Regions from separate parts of the Homo sapiens genome. Here region 1 is linked to region 2. Evidence: chromatin loops called from intact Hi-C (ENCODE). Cell type or tissue: endothelial cell of umbilical vein. All regions are shown on one strand. Links, peaks and the distances in the headings refer to the core of each region. The heading gives the core; the rest is flanking DNA.

The links. A loop is a pair of places that touch in the nucleus more often than their neighbours do. Peaks named below come from ENCODE experiments on the same cell type or tissue, not always from the same donor. Only the 100,000 strongest peaks of a DNase experiment are listed, where the experiment ranks them.
Region 1: a loop joins it to region 2, with 3 times the contacts of the local background. A loop is called at or near these places in 15 of 110 quality-filtered maps.

What each region holds. Positions count from the first base shown.
Region 1 is chr1:85,888,548-85,899,688 of GRCh38, forward strand. COL24A1 (collagen type XXIV alpha 1 chain) reads right to left here. Exons shown (of 60, transcript NM_152890.7): 29 at 7,809-7,862; 30 at 7,474-7,518; 31 at 7,311-7,355; 32 at 1,013-1,066. Among named protein-coding and RNA genes, the nearest start is that of ZNHIT6, 190 kb to the left of the region's middle. RefSeq lists an enhancer at 8,111-8,610. In endothelial cell of umbilical vein, for the core only: no CTCF peak of the experiment used is centred there; a DNase peak (open chromatin) is centred at 6,304.
Region 2 is chr1:86,014,158-86,025,298 of GRCh38, forward strand. It overlaps COL24A1 (collagen type XXIV alpha 1 chain), which reads right to left. Exons shown (of 60, transcript NM_152890.7): 15 at 8,797-8,850; 16 at 8,676-8,720; 17 at 8,381-8,434; 18 at 8,083-8,136; 19 at 2,994-3,047. Among named protein-coding and RNA genes, the nearest start is that of COL24A1, 140 kb to the right of the region's middle. RefSeq lists an enhancer at 2,257-2,446. In endothelial cell of umbilical vein, for the core only: a CTCF peak has its summit at 4,348 (motif pointing left); a DNase peak (open chromatin) is centred at 4,334.

The sequences.
Region 1 (11,141 bases), core at 4,131-8,130, 120 kb before region 2:
ATGCTAAAGAGAGTTGCATTATTTTAGGTCAGATAAATATCAGAATTGAAATGGCAGGTTAAGATATACATAATAGGGAGAAAACCAAGAAGGATTTAGCTTAAAAAATCAACAACATATCTAAGATTCTTTATTTGGAAAGAACTATAAATACTGTCAAATCTTCACTTATTGTTTGAGAGCTTATATCACAGATTAAGTATATAAATGAGGAAAAAGCTAAGGTAAGAATAGCTCTTTTAGTGTTAGAATTTTCCATTTGCTACTAACTAAATGAATTATACAAAAGCCACCTGTAAACCTTTGTGTCAACCGATAATAAAATCAATGCAGTTGTTTGAAAGACTATATTGTATTGTACATCTTAGAAGCACATTATAGCACATTACATCTGACACTATTAACCAGAAGAATGACTTCATTGGCAAAAAAGAATAAATTGTAAGAAAGTAGGTGTGACAGGTCTTTCCTTTTCACAACGTACCGTCCATGGAAACTCCATAATTGAATCATATTTATGAAACTATTTCATAATGATTTCATAAGTTTTTGTATTGATGCAAGCTTTTGTACTGTTGATGTAACTGCATTTCTGTCATGTTTGCACATTTTGGCCCATCAGATGTAAAATTTGGCTTCTCTCTGTATGGTCTTCTAATTATAGAAATTGCCTCATAAATGTGATTGTGCGTGTGTGGCAACATAATAATTATAAGAACAGCAAGCCATTCAGAAAGAGAATTTCTGAGATTCAATAAAACAGAGTTTTATTTGTTGAAAATAGAAATATGCTCAGATTTAACAGCTCCAGAAAAACAGCACCATATTTGACTATATGCAACCAGAAAGGCACTATAAACTATTATTTTTCATTCTATGTGATTAGTCTATGGTGTCTATGATAAATGCTGCTTTCTAAAACATACCAGTCACAGCACAGCAGAGCAATAATGGAAATGTAAATGTATTTTATGAGAAAGACACAATTAGAAAAGTATAAAGATAAACTTACTGGCTCTCCTGGAAGTCCTCTGTCACCTGTACTTCCAGGCAATCCCTGTAAACCCTGGACAAATAAAGGCAATACTTGTAGGAAAAGTGGTGTGTGAAGATGTTTTAGACACTTTCCTTACCTTAGCTTTCCTATGGATCCTTCCACCCAACTTTTCTGTCTATTGCTATTCTTTTTTTTTTTTTGCTTTTGTGGTAAGATACACACAACATAAAATTTACTATTTTAACCATTTTTAAATGTAAAGTTTGTGGCAGTAAGTGCATTCACAATGTTGTGTAACCGTTACCAGAACTTTTTCATCTTCCCAAACTGAAACTCTGTACCCATTAAATACTAGCTCCCCATCACCCCTTTTTTTCTATTTCCTGGCAACCACCATTCTATTTTCTGTCTCCATGAATTTGACTACCCTAAGTACCTCATATTAGTGAGATCATACAATATCTGTCTTTCTGTGACTGGCTTATTTCACTTAGCATAATGTCTTCAAGGTTCATCCCTGTTGTAGCATGTGTCAAAACTTCCTGCTTTTTAAGATTGGGTCCACTGTATGCATATTCCACATTTTGTTTACCTATTCATCTATCAAAGAACATGGATCACTTCCAACTTTTGGCTATTGTGAATAATGCGGCTATTAACATGGGTATGCGAGTATCTGTATGAGTCCCTTTTTTCAATTATTTGGGTATCTACCTAGAAGTGGAACTGATAGATCATATGGTAATTCTCTGTTTAACTTCTTGACAAACCACCAAACTGTTTTCCACAGCAGTTCCCCTATTTTATATTTGTACCAGTAATGCACAAGGGTTCTAATTCCTCCACATCCTTGGCCACACAAATTTTCTTTTTTTTTTTTTAGAACAGCATTCTAATGTTTGTGAAATAGTATCCCATGGTGGTTTGATTTTCATTTCCCTAATGACTAGTGATGTTGAGTATCTTTTCATGTGCTTACTGGCCATTTGTATATCTTCTTTGGAGAAATGTCTATTCAAGTCCTTTGCTCATTTTTCCATCAGGTTGTTTTTTTATTCTTGAGTTGTAGGAGTTCTTTATATCTACCCCTATTTTTATTTAATCCTCACTCCTATATTGTGACAAATAATTATCCAAAATTATTTTAAATCTGAATTTCTTTATAGTTTTAATATTCATATAAAGTTTCCTTTTTCCAAAAATAATAATCCTTGTGATGTGTTAATAAGTATGACTTTTGCCTTTAAACCCTGGCAAGGCACAGGAGTCTTGGAACCTAGATAACTGGAAATAACCATACTGGACCTGTAACTTCCTTTTTTCCCCATCTTTACACTCTTTGTAGTACCATAAAAGAGCATCTCAGATATGAAGTAGATAGAACACTAAACCAAATTCTGAGTCTTCTCTGACTCAGTCAAAGATTTATTGAGCATTTACTGTGTGCGAGGCACTGATGACCACTGACAATACATAACATGTTGATCCTTTTGTAAATTGCATCTTTTTTTCTTTTTTTTTTTTGAGACGGAGTCTCATTCTGTCACCCAGACTAGAGTGCAGCAGCATGATCTTGGCTCACTGCAACCTCCACATCCTGGGTTCACGCCGTTCTCCTGCCTCGGCCTCCCGAGTAGCTGGGACTACAGGCGCCCGCCACCACGCCCGGCTAATTTTTTTTTTTTTTTTTTTTGTATTTTTGGTAGAGACAGAGTTTCACCGTGTTAACCAGGATGGTATCAATCTCCTGACCTCGTGATCCACCCGCCTTGGCCTCCCAAAGTGCTGGGATTACAGGCGTGAGCCTCTGCGCCCGGCCGTAAGTTGCATCTTCTACATTATTGATCTCAGGAAAGCTGATAACTATACAGCTAATCACAAATACCATTTTACCTTAAAAACTAAAAGGTATAAAAATATGACATTAAATTAGAAGTAAAGATATTCAAAGTTCTTAGCAACACACTATCTTCTAAGTTATAATCTTTAATGCTATGTTCAGTTTTTCTGGCTAGGGAAAGGGAAATATGTAAAATTATGGACTCCCATCTGGTTGAGGCCCTGTTTCAGTCATGTAAATGATATGGTGCCTATTTACTCCAGGATCCTTAATTAAGAGAGAGGATCATTATAAGGAATCTCTCTGTGCCTAGTACACCAACTGAAATATACAGAAAACTTCAGAACTTTAAATAATGTCTGCCCAATTTTCTTTGTAAAGTATGTTTAGACATAATATCAAGCTTATCATGTACTTTTAATGCTGTTGATACTGCATAAAAGCTCTTTTGCAAAGCTACGAAATAATTTAAGTGGACTCTGTTTTTATTGGGGATAAAGAGGAAAAGCACAAGCTGGAATAAAATAAAAATTATCTTTAAGGCTTTTCAGAACTCCCTTCTCTATGACTTCAACCCAGTAACTATGATAATGATGACCATGAGGATAATAATGACTATTTTGGTTGTTATTTATTAGAGCCTGTGCCAGGAACATAATAAATATCATTTGTTATACATTTATTATGACTATGAAAGATTTCCTATATCAAAGATAGAGAAACTGAAGCCCAGAGAAGTTAAGTAATTTGTACAAAGTCAAGACTGCTAGTAAGTGGCAAAACCAATATATGACTTCCAATATGATTGATTCCAATAAAATATAATGATACATTATATGCAAGGGATTAATTTTATATATATATAACTGTGGACTACTTATCAGAAATACCAGCGGCCAAAAGAAAATGGCAAGTTATCTTTATAGTGCTGAATGAAAACAAAAAATCCCCCAAAAGACTCTGTCAACCTAAAATCTGATATCCGGTGAAAGTATACTTCAAAAGTAAAGGAAAAATAAAGACATTTTATAAACAAAAACTAAGAGAAATATGTACTAGCAGACTTTACTACAAGAAATATAAAGGATGTTCTATAGGTTACAGGAAAATGACACCATTTGGAAACACAAATCTTCAGAAAGGAATGAATAACATCAGAAATGGCAAATATGTGGGTAAATGATAAACATTTTTTCCCCATTAAACATCTCTAAAGTATGTATTTCATTTACATCATGAAAATATTTTATTTATATTAAAGCAAAAATCATAACTTTGCAATGCGTAGTTTAAAATATATGTAGATGTAATACATAAAATAATTATAGCATAAAAAATATTAGTAAATGGACCTATATTGTTGGCAAGTTTCTTACACTTGTGTTAAGTATTTACATAAAATACTTATTTTGTGGCACTTCACAATAAAAGTTTGCTGTCCCTTGACCTAGAATAACCATGGAAAATTATGAGAAGAAATAGAGCTAAAAATCCAACAGACAGATTAAAATAGAATTCTCAAAATTATTCAATGCCAACAGAAGACATTGAACAATAACAATAAAAAGGACACAAAGAAAAACAGATCATTAAATGGGAGACCCAAATCTAACCACATCAATTACGTATCAATAATTACATTAAATTGAAATTGAACAAATGCTCAAATTAAAAGGCAGAAATTGTCAGAATGAATAAAACACAAGGTCCAACTATAAGATATTCACTTTAAATATCAAGACACAGATAGGTTGAAAGTAAATTAAGGAACAAGATATGCCATGTAAGCAGCAAGCATAAGAAAGCTGGAGAAACTTTATGTGAGTATTAATATCAGATAACATATACTTCACAACAAATAGTATTACCAGGAGTAAAAAGTATTACCAGAGATAAACAAGAATATTTTTTAACAAAAAAAGGATCAATTGATCAGGAAGACATAATAATTATAAATGTGAATAAACTTACAATAGAATTTAAAAATACATAAAGAAAAATTAGAAAGAATTAAAGGGAGAAATAGAGAAACACAAAAATTATAGTTGAAGAATTTTTACACCCATCTCACAAACTGATAGACTATCTAGATAAAAAAAACCTCAGTAACGTATGAGTTATGATAGTTTTTATATTATTTAGAGAACCTAAAATAGTGATCCAGGCCTTAACACCTTAATAACACAATGGATTGTGGTCTTTCTTCCTGATTTTCTTTTGAGTCAGATGTATGGGAGGCAAGTATTGTATAGGAAACAGTGTTGGTCCACGGACAAATATACTTTTACTAGTTATCTGGATTACCAGAGCACTATATGTTGCCAGTTTTCATTTAATTCCTGGCTTAAAATTATGAAAATTTAGAGATGGAGAGGGTCTTAGAGCTCTTATCCCAACCATTTTTTAAAATTCATTTTAAAAATAAAAAATATGTATTTTTAGAGATGGGGGTCTCACTACATTGCCCTAGCTGGTCTTGAACTCCCAGGCTCAAGAGATCCTTCTGCCTCTGCCTCCCAAAGTGCTGGGATTACAGGCATGAGCCACCATGCCCAGGCCTAACCAATTTAAACAAAGTTATATGGTTTTTAGGAGCATACACTAGACCAAAGGACAATCTGACCTCGAATTTATCTTTCTAATATACAGCACTGCCTGTTTGTTGATAGTGCATAAATGACTAAAAACGCTAAGACTGTGCTGAAGGATCAAGTGAACCTTTGGGGCTTGTCTGGCTTTTTTCAGTTGACTTTTCCCAGCTTCTCCAAGATGTCAATCCAATCCCATCATGTCAATCCAATCAAGGAGAAGGAGACAATGTAGGTATAGAGCTAAGTAAACCTCAACAACTATTATAAATTCATATTTAATGTCCAACCATGTCATACACTAAGGTAATTTAATTCTTCCAGGAGTCTATGAGACATGTTTGCCAGGTAAGGTTACAAACCAGGGTAAGGTTACAGAATGATTCTAGTATCTTTTATTTAATTGAGAAAGTCAAACATGAAATATCATGTTTATACAGGCATACATTGATGGGCTGAAAATGAAGGTAAAATTCTAGGGAAGGTCAACAATGAATGACCTATATTTTTACCTTTATTTTCAGCTCATCAATGAATACAAAATGAATAAGTAATTTTATTTCTCTGGGTCTCATTTTTTTTTTAAATGAGAGGGATGAACTTGACCTCCAAACTTTTCCACTCACTGCAATGTATCAGCACTGTATAAAGTATATCAAAGTAGTCATAATCTATACAAACACCATTTATATCAATATAATAGAAACTCAGGTGATGAATATTAAAACTCAAGTAATATTCTTTGAGGATAACGTTAATCAATAATACAATGCCACACACAAGTTCTTTCCTAGACATAGTCATTTGTTTTCTGTCTTAGGTCTCTGGTATTTTAGGTTGGATCACTGTTAAATACAATGTTATTGTGGGAAACAGCGGGCAGGGGGCAGCAGATTTCAAAAAGGAACAAGCAAATGCAGTGACATTTACTACATAGACAATTATTAATACTGTAGCGGCTAAAACATTTTTATTCTATCCTTTTCTGTCTCCCGAGCTGCAATCTATTTATATTATCTATTTTTATAACTTTATATTATACATATATGTGTATATAACAAATCAAAATGTCATCATTAAAAATTAAAATTCTGAATGAAAGTAAAAATATCCATATACTTAAGCTTATGTGCTCACATACATGTACTATCTTACATGTCTATGTGTAAGTATGCATGTGTGGGTAAATCTTTAACATTTTTTTCCTCTTACTTAGTGATGATAACCATAGAACTTGTTGCCTCTCAGGGAAAAAAATGTATAATTCTGGTAAGATTTTTGATGGTAGGAAAATAACTAGTATTATAAAATATTAACAACTCTTAAGCAGTGCCATGGGAAGGCATGAAGACACACACAGCTCTATACTCCAAAGGCCTAAAAGGAATTCAAGTTGAGTTAAAAGAAAACTAGGCAAGAGGCCTGAAAAAAGTTAGTTATTATGTTAGCTTTATTAATGTCTCATTATATTTATATGTCACACCATTTTATTTTGAAATGGGTTTTACAGTAAAAGTAATTTATCATAACTAGAGTGAAGTAAAAGTAACAGTTATAACCACCAGTTATGGATAGGTACAACCCAGGCCCAGAATGGGTAAGCAACTTGCTCAAATAAAACAATGACCCAATGATTAAAGGAGAAAAAGAACTTATATTCTTTTAGTCCAACATATTGAATACTAAACAATAGTTGTATTAGAGAATAAAGCAGATAAAGGTAATCAGCTCATAATTTATACATATATCAAAATATCACATTGTATACTGCAAATATATATAATTTTTATGTGTCAAAAAATCCCCCAAACATTGTTTGAGCAGCCCCTTTCCCCCAAAAATGCAGATAAAAATTTTTCATAGCATGATTTTTTAAATTACTTACTGGTTTCCCTTGAAATCCTCTTTCTCCAGGGTTTCCAGTCTTACCCTACATGAGAAAGAAAATTCTTGAGTCAAGTAGTCCCCTCCAAAAAGATTAATCATACTAAGAAAAACAAAAAAGACTTAAAATGTTCATCTTTAATGTGAAATGTTTTATTACTTACAATAAGACCATGAGGCCCTCTTTTTCCTTGATCTCCTTTTTCACCCTAACAAAGTATCAAAGCCAGGTGAGTTAGTAAGAATGTGAATTATGGTCTTACTATGCTAGCATATGCTAGCATACACTCACATACAAAAAAGACAGTAAGTATATAGTTCATTATTGAAAAGAAAACATCTCTGCCTGTGTAGTAAAAACTTTATGCGTTTCATACTTAGACAAAGAGAAAACTTAGAACCATACTTTTGTAGGGAAATATATTGTTTTTTAGACTAGTAGGACATATGATCTCAATAAAATTTAACTACATATGAAATGAGAAAAATCAATGATTACCTTGGCACCTTGTATACCTTGTTCCCCTAAGAGACCATCTGGTCCTCTTGATCCCTAGAGGTGAAAAAAATATCCTGTTGTTAATTTGAAATGTTCCTTTTTTTTTCTTAACAGTTATGTGTCCTCACAGATGAACATGTTGATGATTTTTTTTTTTTGAGACGGAGTCTCACTCTGTCGCCCAGGCTGGAGTGCAGTGGCGCGTCTCGGCTCACTGCAAGCTCCGCCTCCCAGGTTCACGCCATTCTCCTGCCTCAGCCTCCCCCTGAGTAGCTGGGACTACAGGCGCTCGCCACCACGCCTGGCTAATTTTTTTGTATTTTTAGTACAGACGGGGTTTCACTGTGTTAGCCAGGATGGTCTTGATCTCCTGACCTCGTGATCCACCCGCCTCGGCCTCCCACAGTGCTGGGATTACAGGCGTGAGCCACCACCCACCGCGCACGGCCAAGATGTTGATTTTATGCCCTGACAACAGAAAATAATACAGCTGGGTATATGGCTCAACCTATCTGCATGGGAGAATCAGCCCATGTTTTTAAGATTTAATGACAAATAGTAAGTCAAATGAGCACAAAAATAGCTAACACAGTAGTTGAGGTGGTTATAATATAGGTGTGTTATTTGGGTATTTCGTTCACTTTATAATTTACTCAGCAGCCAGCCAGAATTTGTTCTTAATCAACTCTAAATTAAAAGTGGCTGGATTTGTTTCTCTAAGCAGTCTCCTTAAGTTTAATATTTTTAAATGGTGCTCTTCTCTTCACATTATTAGAAAATGATAGCAATGCAGGAACAGAAAACCAAACACCGCATTTTCTCACTTATAAGTGGGAGCTGAATGATGATAACACATGGACACATGGTGAGGAACAACACACACTGGGGCCTGTCAGGGGGCCTCGGGGGAGGGAGTGTATCAGGAAGAATAGCTAATGGATGCTGGGCTTTATAACTAAGTGATGGGATGATCTGTGCAGCAAACCACCATGTCACATGTTTACCTATGTAACAAACCTGCACCTCCTGTACACGTACCCCTGAACTTAAAATAAAAATTGAAGAAAAAAAAAGAAATAAAGTTTAGCTGGAATAAAAAAAAAAAGAAAGAAAGAAAATGAGTGCTGACTGCATTGTACCTGCTATGCAACTGCTTGTCAGGAATTACTGGGAGATGGCAGGGGCACAGAAAAGGTAGAGAAAATACTACTGAAAATATTCGTGTAAATTTAAAACTTCTCAGTGTTCATTCAATAATTAGTTGCAAAAAAGCCGTTGCAAAAGTCATTCTATAAGAAAATGACAGAATAGTCTTCCATTAAATTATAACTTTCTTTGGAAGATCTTAAAGTCCTTGTTCAGGGACTTGATTCAATTCTACAGACTCTAACTGAATACCTGTGGAAAAGGAATTATGTTAAGTGTTACAGTGATTTATAATTGAGAGAAAGTTTCTCTACTATACAAATATACAAAAGACAATAATATACAGAGAGATAAGACATGCCAAGGACCAAAACAAGAATTCAAAGAGGGAGACAAACTTCACATTTGTAATGGGAAATAAAGATATTTTTAGCAGCTGGAGGTCAAGTTCTCATAGACTTATTCAAAATAGAAGAAACTCTACAATGAGGGATAGTATGTGAAAAAAATATAGAGGCATGAAAACAGATACTCAAAGAATAAAAAAGTAGTTTGTTTGGTTAGGCTATTGATTACATGTTGAGAAATATTAAGATGTAAGTGTGGAAAAGAAGACTGGGACTTATAAGGTGAAGGTCTGAAGTTCACTTACAAATAATTTGGCAGAAAACTGATGCTAAAGATTTCTATACAGAACGGTGATACAAATCTCCCAGGACAACATACAGATTTGAAGGAGTCCTTTAGGCTTCAGAATCTTCTCTTGTATCCCATCTGAGATAAGCTTTGGTTTAGCTTTATATTATTAAAAGCTATTTACTATAATAGGACTCTCTTCTTGGGAACTCTTAGGGTAACTGCATTCCTTGATCCTCTGAGGCACATTCAGGGATTTGGACAGAACACACACTTCATGGAGGATCTGTAGCTCCACTGATCCTGATAAAGCCATAGCTCCGGCCCTACAATTTCTAAGTCTATATTCAAGGTACTCCATAATCTATTCCCAACTTTCTTTCTGCTCTATTTTCCAATGAAGGACTGAAAAACTGAACTACAGTCTTACTGTGCAAGACCTTGAAGATCAAGTTGAGGAGCATGGACTTAATTTCATAGATCAGTATTTTTTAACATGTGTTATTCATTCAGCAGATGTATACCGAGTGCCTACTATAAGCCAGCATTGTTTTAGGTCCAGAGGACATGGTAGAGAGAAGAGACAAATCCCTGAATTCATAAACAAGCAAATAAGTACGTAAAACTAAATTATAAAATGAAAATATGTAGTTAAGTATAATGAAGAAAAACAAAGAACTAGAGAGTATCCAAGGTGGGGAGGACTATTTCAGATAGGGTGGCCTGAAAAGTCTCTCTAAAGTGACATGTGGGTAGACACCTAAAAGAGGTAAGATTGCAAGCTATACAAATAATTTGGGGAAGATCACTGTAGCAGAAAAAACAGCAAGTGCAAAGTTCTGATGAGGGGTCATGCTTAGAATATTCAATAATTGAGTAGCCGAAGATGAAAAAAGAACAGTGTTCAAAGGATGACTCAAGTTTTAAGCATGAAGGTCCCTCAGGAATTTGCTCTAATAATCACCCTCAACCCTCAAGATGATCTTGAAATTTTAGCCGTCTCTATTGATTCTTTTTCTCTAGCACCTTCAATGCCTAATTCTTCTCTTTTTGCTCCAAAAGAAACACAGCTAATTTTTTTTTGAGTAACAAAAGAAGAAGGCCAAAAGACTGTGAAAAGGAATGAGTGGTCAACATTCTAAAATACTATAAAAAACAAGTAAGGTCTAAATTGAAAATGTGTCCACTGGTAATTAATTGGGCCCTTAAAACTCCTTTACAACCTAGAATTACTATGTATTTCTTTGATATTTTATTACTGAGTAATTGGTAGAAGATAACAGCATCAATAGAAAACAAATTAGAAATGTAGGTTTGCTTAGGGTGGAGAGGGAGGAGTAGTGGAAGATAAGGAGTTTGACTCTAGATGATCAAGCCCAATGAAGTAGATATCTCCAAGGCTAGTGATAGAGAGTTAGAAAGTTAGAAGTCATTCTAAGTTTACGTGGTGGCAGCCATAAGCATTAAGCTTCAAAAGGCCCCTGGACACATAGTTGTATATTTAGAATTTTATTTAAAAAGATTGTTTGGTCCAAAGATAGAAAATACATT
Region 2 (11,141 bases), core at 2,647-6,646:
TTGCTTCAGCTGCAACACTCAAGTTTTTATACTGATTCGTTCTCATTCACTTCTAAATATTTTCTAATTTCCATTGTGATATTTCTTCTCTCCAGACCATAAGTTACTAAGGAATGTATTTTTCAGTTACCAAAATTTATTTTACTGACTTTTTATTATCAACTTAAAACTTAACTGCACTGTAGACAAAGACTGTAGACTTCTAGGGGTGAGTTTCCAGGTGTAGTATTTTTAAACTTTGTTTTAATTCATCTGTTACATTGCTTCATCTAATACCTTTATGCAGATGATTATATAAATATGTATCTCTAGTCTACTTTTCTGAGCTTTAGGCCTACAGTTTTAAGACTCTTATTAGACTAATTTTCTATTTCTCCTAAAGGCCTTTGAACCCTAACAGATTCAAAGCCAAAACATTATTTCCTGCCACTCTGAATCTCTTCCTTCTCCTCCTCCTCCTTTTCCTATTTTCTATTTTTGGAATGATGATCCACATTCTACCCAACTTTTCAAGCAAAAAGTGTTCAAATTGCCTTTTATTCCTCTCTCTTACAATTGGAATGAACTGTTTTATGTATTGTGAATTATATTTTCTAGTTCTCTCTTTAAGCTATCCTTTCCTTTCTATTGTCACAGGACCTCATCATCAATCCCCTGCTCTGCTGCACCATCCTTCTAAATAACCTTTAGTTCATCTCCTTGGCACTCCTCCTTCCCTTCTTCTCTTTTATCCTTCCCCCTGCTGCTTTGCATAAAGCACAACTCTGATAATTCCTTTCTCTTGCTTAAATATCTTTGGTTAACGCATACAGGATAAAGTCTGAATTTAGCACAATGCATAAGACCCTTTACCTGAGTAAAATTCATCCACTATACAAGCAGAAAGTTTTCAGGCTTGGTTTGCTACCAAATATACTATTTAAAATTCTTGGACCTGCAAGTTTATTAAAAGCCTAATGTTGACAAGGATTTGGATAAAAGTGTTGTCTCACATATAGTTGCCTATGTACTATATTTTTATGATCAAGAAAAAGTTATGCTCCTTGAATTAGGCCCCATTTCCCAAAACAATCTAGCATCAGTTCTTGACAGAGTACAGGTTACATTTTTAGCCCCATGAAAAAACTTAATACAGGTGAAGAGGAAGGATTGGTACTCTGAAAATGCTGGGGCTCAGGACCTTATATTAGTGGTGCTAAAATCAGAGATAATGAGATAATGTTTTCAGTGTTGATGGATATTATGAAATTTTAAAGGGAAGAGAGAAATAAATAAACATCTTTAGAAGACCAAGTAGTAAGTGAAAACATGGCGCATGCATCCTTTAACCAAGCTTTATGAGAAAGAAGAAAAATGACTCAAAACCATACTTATAGCAAGGAGGTAACATAGCCATTTCTAGTGTACATATCACCTGTAACTGCAGTAATAATAGGACAATACAGTCATAATAATAACCTTTAAAGATAATGAAAATTAAAATAGATTCTGTATCCTCAGTATGACAAGGCAGTAAATACTATTCATTCCAGGAAAGCTTTCATTAAAAATGATTAAAATAAAAATTGTAGGCTCATATGGAGAAGCTTATACTAATCTGAAGTTTTAATTACTCAATTTCCTTCCTATCAGAATGCTGAGATCAATATACTACTGTATTTTACTTCCTATTACCTCTCTATTGGTAAAACTAGCTACAATGAAGTTTTGAAGACTCTACTTTTTCTTTTTTTTTTTTTTTTTTGGAGACGGGGTCTCATTTTGTCACCCAGGCTGAAGTGCAGTGGTGCCACCCCAGGCTCAAGTGATCATCCTACCTCAGCCTCCCGAGTAGCTGGGACTACAGGTGTGAGCCACCATGCCTGGCTAACTTTTAAAACATTTTTTCTTTTTTTTTTTTAGCAACAGGGTCTCACTATGTTGCTAGGGCTGGTCTAGAACTCCTGGACTCAAGGCGATCCTCTCACATCAGCCTCCCAAAGTGCTGGGATTGCACCATGCCCAGCCTGCTTTTTAGATTTTTGAACTGTCAATACCCAATGTGTTTTGAAATCATACAGTAAGTAAGAATAGGCATTTTCTAAAGAAATCAGCCAACCTTGAAGGACAGCTGTGAAGTAAGAAGTAGATCTTATGGTTTACAAAGAGAGGGAGACAGCATCAGTACAGCAGTAGTCTTAGAAACTCTGCCTACTACTCTGACACTATGACATTATTGCTCTAACTTATTTATTCTGATGCCAATTATTTTCTCAGCCTTCTGCTGAATCTATGACTCTAAATTAAATATGTATGTACACTGATATGTGTGTGCTTGCGTGTATGTGTGTGTGTGTAGGCACACACAGGCACACACATATCAATATGGGCATATATTTTTGAAACTAGAGTGAGCTTCAGAAGTTTCATCTCCATGTAGTATATCTTTGACTCATAGGTCTGACTCATAGTAGGATTTTTTAAAATCCAAATGTTTTATCTCAGAAGCTTATGTTCTATATAGACTTTTAGAAAAGAAGGCCACTGTATATCAACCATTAAACCAAAGTCAAAAATTTTAAAGTATATACAAACAAATTTGATATATGTACTACAGACTTAATTGTATTTATTTTAGAATACTGTATGAGATTTAAATGATATATGGATATAGCAATAATTGGAAACATTTTGCATTAATAATTCAGTGGAGTTTCTTTCCTGAAATTTGGTTCCAAGCCTCAAGTACTTGTTATTAATAGCTGTGCAGAACAAATAAATCAGCTGTGATCCTAATCAGTGTGAAAATGTGGCTAATGCACTTTTCTGTTTCCCTAGGATCCCTGTTGCATACCTCGTGACATAACAGAAAAAATGTAGTCCAAACTATTTACGGAGATCTAAACTTTAAAGAGGATCTTTCTTAAGCTTGCTATGTTGAAACATGTTTTATCAAACAAGTTTAATTTCCACCATTTTGTTTCAAATTTATTAACTTTCCACCAATATTTTACCTCTGGTCCTGGAGGGCCAGATGGTCCTTGGAGTCCTGGGTCACCTGTTTGGCCCTAAAATGGGGGGGGAGGATCAAAGTATAAACATAAACTTAATAAACACAATTAAAAGAAGAAACAGGCATATGGTAAACAAATAGCAGTCAGTCATTATATTATCATGTCAAACAAGGTTGTAATGACTTTTTAGAAAAATTTGTAACCATCATTACTGTAAAAGTTTTTAAATAAGATGTTTATGGGTTTAATATACATTCACTCAAGTGTTAAGTGATACAAACAAATTAATGAGTCAAGTGCTCAAATCAAGAAAAGAATTGTATGTTTATATGTGTTTCACAGAGATAAGACAATAAAGCTGGACTCAACAAGATAGGGAATTCTAGAGGAGAAACTGCTTTTATAAATAACCACAGTCCCAGGGCTGTCTCTGAAAATTCCTCTCTCCTTTGATACTGTAAGTGGCCTGAATTAGTAATTAAGACTCACCTGGATTGAAATCCTTGTTGCTTAATCTCTCTAAGCCTCAGTTTTCTCATCAATAAAATAGAAATAATAATTATAGTACTAACATTCTCAAAGAGTCATTGGAGAGTTAAATTAGATAATATATGTAAAGTGCTAAGCACAATGTCTGACATATGAAGTACTCATTAAATGTCAACCAATTTTACAATCATTATTCCTTCTCTTCACACCCTTTCTGCTTTCCTGGCTCACACATAGAATTCCTAGACTGTTTTCATCCTTTAATTGAAGTTTTAAGGATTCAGTTTCAGTATCTCTGAAGCTAGTTTCTGACATTCATGATAAAGATGTGAAATCAGGGTTAAAGGAGAAAGTGACAGGAAAGAGAAGTAGGTATAAAGCCTGAAACTAGAGAAGGCTAGCAATGCTCTCGAGAGATGAAAGTTTGGAAAGGGAGGACAGTAGTCTGATATATCCATTTTCATAAGAAAAACTATTGCATTCATTATTTCTGTCATATTAAGTTTCTATATGAGCTTCAAATTTAATTTAAATAAGCCTCAGATCACCTAAACTTGCAAGTTACAATACGGGATTGCCCATTTTCCAAAACCTAAAGCACAGTTTCCAATATGCACTTAATTCATTCTCAGTGCTGAGGTATCTGGACATAAAACAGGACACCATAAACTACTGCAATCAAATCCAGAGAAAGGCAGTGAAATATTATGGAAAGGCTCATTTAAGTTTCCCTTTCCAAATAAACAAAAACAAAATCTGTGATCCATCAGAATCAGTATACTGAAGTTCTTAAAATGACAAGCATCTCTCTTTAAAGAGATAGAGAAAGGGGCGAGGGGCTCTCATTGGAGCCCTCTAGTGGCAAAATCCAACCACAAAGCTAAATTTCTAAGCAGTGAGGATAAAATAGCAATACCCTAGGGCTTTGTTTTCAGAAAAGCTGATTGACAATCACATATTTAAAAACAGAAATTGTGTAATGATTTTATTTGATCTTCAGAATAATTCTTTGTTTTGTAAAATTTTGATTGCAAATTTCCTATGAATGTCAATTTTTCTTTATAAAAGCTGACATTTTAAGTAACTTATAGATAACTAATATTAAATAAACCTCTACAAATGACAAAAATCCCTAGCTAAAAAATGGATAGGGCATAACAATTGTGTTTGTTTTCTTGGTCTAAAGGAAAGTGTATTTACGAACAACCTCAGAGTGGTAGTTTTCTCTATTTTTTTTTAAAATACTTGTAGAGCAAAAGCTTCCCTATTCAAGAACTGTAACAACTTTCCAAATCAGGACATTCCTTCTTATATCTTGAAAATATTATTTCATGTTACAACTTAGATCTACTTGGAAACAATATTAGTTAGTAACACCAACCTCTTAGGTAACAGAAAATTAAAAGTAGGATCTATAAAATAGGGAAGACATCCTTATGATGTTGGCATTCTTTCCACGACAGTAAACAAACATTTTAGATAGGCATTAACTTATATAATTGAATGTGGGAGTTTGTTTCTTAATATAATAACTGATTCTGCATAAGCAACTTTTCATCAAACAAGTGTCTCCTTCTATAAGAAGGAAAGGTTTCCTGGTCAAACACCTACAGTTTTTCTATTAATAATATATACAGCCAGGTGCAGTGGCTCACACCTATAATCCCACATTCTAGGAGGCCGAGGTAAGAGGATTGCTTGAGGCCAGGAGTTTAAGACTAACCTGGGCAACAAAGCAAGACCTGGTTTCTACAATTTTTTTTTTTTTTAATTAGCTGGGTATGGTGGTGGACCTGCAGTCCTTGCTACTTGAGAGGCTGAGGTGGAAGGACCACTTGACCCCAAGAGTTGGAGACTGCAGTGAGCTGTGATGGCACCATTACACTCTATCCTGAGCAACAGAGGGAGGCCCTGTCTCTAAAAATTTTTTTTTTAATTAAAACAAAAAGATACAAACAAGTAATAAATACAACAAGAGACAAAATACAAGGCTATCTCACTAATTTTAATTCATGAATGCTTATCTTATCTTCGGCCCAAAGTAGTTTTCAAAAGTTTGATAAAACAAATAAAAAAAAATCAATTATCTCCCTACCAAAGTAATTCCTGCTGACATTAATTTTCTTTATTAGAACAGTACAGAAAGGTGTAAAATGAGTAAGTAAAAGCCTCACTCTCACTGTCTCTTGCTCCCTGCCCTAAAAGAACATCATTAGCATTTATTGTGACTTCTTTCAGGAAAAAAATACTAAGGGCTTTAAGATAATGTGTTAAAGGTGAAACAGGCTCTCTGCCTTTTCTTTAGCTTACACTAGGAGGAATATTAGTAAGTACTATGTCTAAAAGAGAAAAACATCATAATCACAGGACTATAAGGAACCTTACATATGATATGGCCTAAACTTTCTTTTTTCATTCTTTCTTTTTTTTTTTTTTTTTTTTTTTTGAGATGGAGTCTCACTCTGTCGCTCAAGCTGGAGTCCAGTGGCGCAATCTTGACTTACTGCAACCTCTGCCTTCTGGATTCAAGCGATTCTCCTGCCTCAGCCTCCTGAGGAGCTGGGACTACAGGTGCCTGCCACTATGCCTGGGTAATTTTTGTATTTTTAGTAGAGACAGGGTTTCACCATGTTGGTCAGGGTGGTCTCGAACTCCTGACCTCGTGATCCACCCACCTCAGCTGCCCAAAGTGCTGGGATTACAGGCGTGAGCCACCGCACGTGGCCCTAACTTTCATTTTAAACATGAGAAGCTGGTACCATGGTGGTTAAATACCCAAGGTGATAGCCAGTAGGTTAAGTGCCAGAGCTGGGACCAGAATCCAGGTCTTTGTCTCTCTAGCCAATGATTTTTTTACTCCCATCAACATGTTATAAATATAAATTTAATCAAAGAGTAAGGAACACTAAAATGGTTTGCCTTGTGTAAGCACGATACTTGACTCTAGTTTTCTCAAAAAATTAATTGTAAAGCACAAAAAAATACTTATATTATTTATTAGTTAATAGTGCCCTTAGAGCATGTATTGTATCATTTCATCCTATTTGGTCAAGCGCTAGAAAAATGTCACATTATTTAAAAAAAAGAATATGTAAAAAGTATCTTATTTTGCCAATCACTGCAAATATCAGAGAGTCTTTATATGGTTTAGAACCATCCTTGAAAAACAGAAGTTGTTTGTTAGCTTCATGACCTAGTCTCATGATCCAATTTATGCACTCTAGAGTTTCTGAGATTCAACTCAAGGGTACAAGGGAGGGTACACGGCTTATTAGGTTAAGCCCTTATGGCAATAAGCCCAGGGCAAAGAACTAGTATAAGCAAAGGTCACCACTAACATTTCATCGAATAGATGCCAAAAATTGTTCTTTGGGTTAAATAATTCCTAAGAGATGTATATAAAATACTGTCACTGTTAGAAGTCACAAAGAATGGGGTAAAGTTCTGTAATTTAATACTGCTTCCTGAGATTAAAAAAATAAATAATCCTGAGATGGAAGGGTAGAGTTAGAGGGAACACAATGAACTGCTCAGGAACATAACACAATTATTTTTTAATGTATATTTTAATGTGACATTAATAAATTATAATCCTATATGTATTTTTTGTATGTATAATCATCTCTACCTTTTTCATAGAATTGAATCCTATATCTAATTTTTTCTATCTGTAATCACCTTTACCTTCACAGAGTTGTAATCAATATTAAACTCCTAAAACCATCTTAAAATATTAAACCCTAAAACAGTATGGCACAGTAGCTAAACGCATGAGCTCTGACATACCTGATTGCCTAGGTTTTTCTGAATGGTCACCTACTAAGTAGGTGGCCACCCAGGTGACCTTAGATGTTTTCTAACACTGTGTCTCAATTTTCTTAATATAAAAAATAGGAATAATAATAGTACCAACTTTGTAGGATTGTTGTGAAGATTAATTTAGATGTATAGTCCTTAGAATACTGCCTGGTATTGTGTAGATACTCAGCAAATGTTAGCTATAATAATTATGATTTTTAATATTTAGAAATATATTTTCTCAAGTTTTAACCATTTTATTTAAATAGCTTTAATTATTAAGTAATTTTAGATTTATAATTTTTTGAGTTTTATGTTAACAGCAATATAAGGTATCTTTTTCTTTCGTCTAATTGATGTCCAAGGGTCAGGAAAAAAAATAAGGATTTAGAATATTTTGGTCCACAAGAGAGTGCAAACATGCTACCTTTTCTTCAGACTGTTTCCTTAATAAAATTGATATTTTGAAAAGTTAAAATATTATTTAAGGTGCTTTACATTTTCTGGCTTCAAAGCCTATTGTTTTAATTTAAATATTGTCTATATTAAATTATTCAGTAGAATAATATGACCAAGATCTTTAGGACTCTCAGAAACTTGGCTTTGGCCTAGGGTTGGGAGTAGAGGGAAGTCCAAAAGTCTATGGAATGTGAACTGAATACCTGAGGGATTTGCTATATTCTAAAACTAAGGAGACAAATGCTCAGTAGGCTTATACCCTACTTAGATCAACAGTGTCGAGACTCATGCCATGACATGCACTCTGTCAATTACAAAGAGCAAAGCAAAAGTTCAAACCTACTGAAGGCCCTGACTTTCCTCTCATCCCTGGTGGTCCTGGTAAACCAACAGCACCCTAAGAGAAGAGAATAACAGAAGAGAAAGTTATTATACCACAAAAGGCAGACATACCACTATTTACAAACTGCTAAAAAATTTCATAAAGTATGCTAAAATATTGAGACAAAAGTTTCAAACAAGAACTTAAAACCATATTGATACCACATTCTAACACAATACATGGATAAAATAATAAGCAGTTCTTTCTTTTGAATTTACACTTTTTCATATTTACATAAAATTAATGGTATAAACATTACCTTGTCTCCAGGATACCCGGGTTCTCCTAGCTCTCCTGCTGTGCCTTGTTCACCCTGGAAAGCACAATTTCATGCAAAGATACTTATGTATCACAAACATGGCAATATTATAAGAAAGCAAATATTCATTGTAGAAGAATAATTTCTCTATTTTTCTTACTTCTGAGGAAAACTAATATAATTGATACTACAAATTAGACTCCATAAAAACAAAATATTTCATAAATTGTGTTGACTGAAAAGTAAAAGACAAATGTGATAAAAATTATTTTTATAATATTAATATTTAAATCACCTTATCACCTTTGATTCCAGGTAGTCCTTTATTCCCTGAAAGGCCCTACAAAAAAAGGTGACATTTTGTGATATCATAGACAGATTAAAGGGAAATATCCATTATACAAATAGAACCATACCATTGGGCCAGGAATTCCAGCAGGTCCAATTGGTCCCACAGGGCCAACACTGCCCTGGAAAACAGTAAGAAAGAAATGCATCATTAAGCATTCATTAGGATTAGAAAGAAAATGTGGCAGAATTAATAAATTAATGAACCCAAAACAGCCAACTCACTAAGCTCCTACACGTGCCTTGTTCTTCAACAACTTATTTTTCTCTCCACATTTATAAATCATACCAATATTTCAAACCTTAGTGAAGTCCATCATTTTTCTGAAACCTTTTCATATTTGTCTAGTCCACAGAGATTCTTTCCTCCTTTGAGCTCCTATAATACTGTCCATGACATTCATCTTGCAATATTTCTCCAACTAGATGAGACCTTTAAAAAATATTTTAGTGCCATATTCCCAGGAACTAGTCAACAGATACTTCATTTGATTGTCTTAGAGTTTTATTTCACCCACTTATTCAGCAAATATTTTTTGAGGAGTTACTATGTGCCAGACATCCTAATGATTTGATTTTATAATTTCAAATTTGCAGAATGAGAAAATTTATCATAATTTCAGGGATAAACTCAGAGGCAAACAAAAAGCTCTACTCTTCTGGGCTTATCTCGTTTATTCATCATTTAATATTTACTAAGCATAATATGTACGAGACACTGTTGAAGAAAAAAAGAGAAAAAAGACATAATCTCTAACATCAAGGTTCTCAATTTAATGCTCTAATTCTTCAGAAACATTACCACTATTATCTTCTGCAAGCAAGAGACTTAGAAAAAACTTCAATATGTCATCTTAGAAGACAAAGGGCAATAGCAACATAAGGGTATGAAAGAAAAATTTGAAAAACAAAATGGCACTTCTTGGTGGTTTGGGATCAGTTATAATTTCTGTGTCACTGAGGTCTCCTTTTTCTTCTTTTTCTCACGATCTTTCTTTGCCTGGCTTCCTTACTACTCTTTATAATGGAAATCCAAGTTAGTTCAAACTTCTCTTTCTAGTTTCTAAATATTAAGGAACTCTTAAAGTTGCATTTGTGAAATGCTAAGAATGTTACCTCTTGTAGTTAGAATTCTAATTTCTTAGGATAGCATCCTAAGCCCTCTCTATTAGGCTTCCATCAAACTTTCCAGTCTCCTTTCCTTCCATTGTCCTCATTTCCCTTCCACTTTACTTCTCCCTCCCCGAAATCCTCCATTCTAGCTGCAGTGGACTGTCTTTCATTTTCTGAATAGCTCTCCCTTACCAAATGCTCAGAACCTTTGACAAGACAGTTACCAGTACTAGAATGCACTTCTACTACGCTACTTAGTACATGGCACTGTACTTTTTTTTTCCTGCCTTCCTAGTCTGTGCATTTTGTGACAGCGGAAACACGTTTCATTCATTTTTTTTATTTCCCAGACCCAACATAATAACTGGCAGATAATGGTTCTGAAATAAAGTGTAGAATGAATACTGAAGGGATTAATTTGAAATGGTGATTTCTAGAGCTCAATATCCTAACATAACAGCATTTCTAATTGTCTACATTTATATAATACAAATTTCAGAATGGAAAATAAGACATCATATGGATGAGTCTTAAAGTCTGTGAAATACAGCTAAGATAAATTATTTCTAACATGTTTAATCCTGAAATATATAACACCGTTAGAGGCAAAGGGTAATACTTTCCAACTTAATAGATATGCAATATTAATACATGATGCTTGTAATTTCAAATTATGTCAATAGGAAAACTTGTGCTTATGATTACAGTGGCTAGTTTATTCAAAGTTCATAGCTTTAAAACTTATGATAGGTTAGAAAAATACAAAAATATCTCTGTTTGGAAATTATGCAAAAGTAATCCAAGTAAGTATGGAAAGGACTATCTTAACAAACACACACACAAATCTTTCTTTGTGTCCTTTTGTTTTCTTCATAGATAAAATAATATTCTTAACTTTTTTCAGTAAGTATATTACTAGCATCTTCAGATGAATGTACTTTGTATATATAATATCCTATTTTACTTTTCAGTGACTCTACATGAAAAAATCACATAACAGTAAGTATTGGGAGATATGAAAAATATATTATAATGAACTTAGAAAAATAAAGAACTATAAAGTAAAATTGAATACTATGGAATTGAAATTTCCAAGAAACAGCATGTCACAAATTGAGTGGAAATCCTAGTCCTGAGAAACTATAGCCTTCTGAAAGCAACTCAGTTCTCAGTTCTACCAAGGTAACCTGAAAGTCCTTCAGCATTCCCTAACTACCAACTCATCTTCCATAAGAACATGGAACAGACAGAAGAAATACTTTCATGCGTGGGAGCCTTGTTGAGGGTGTTTGGGATATGG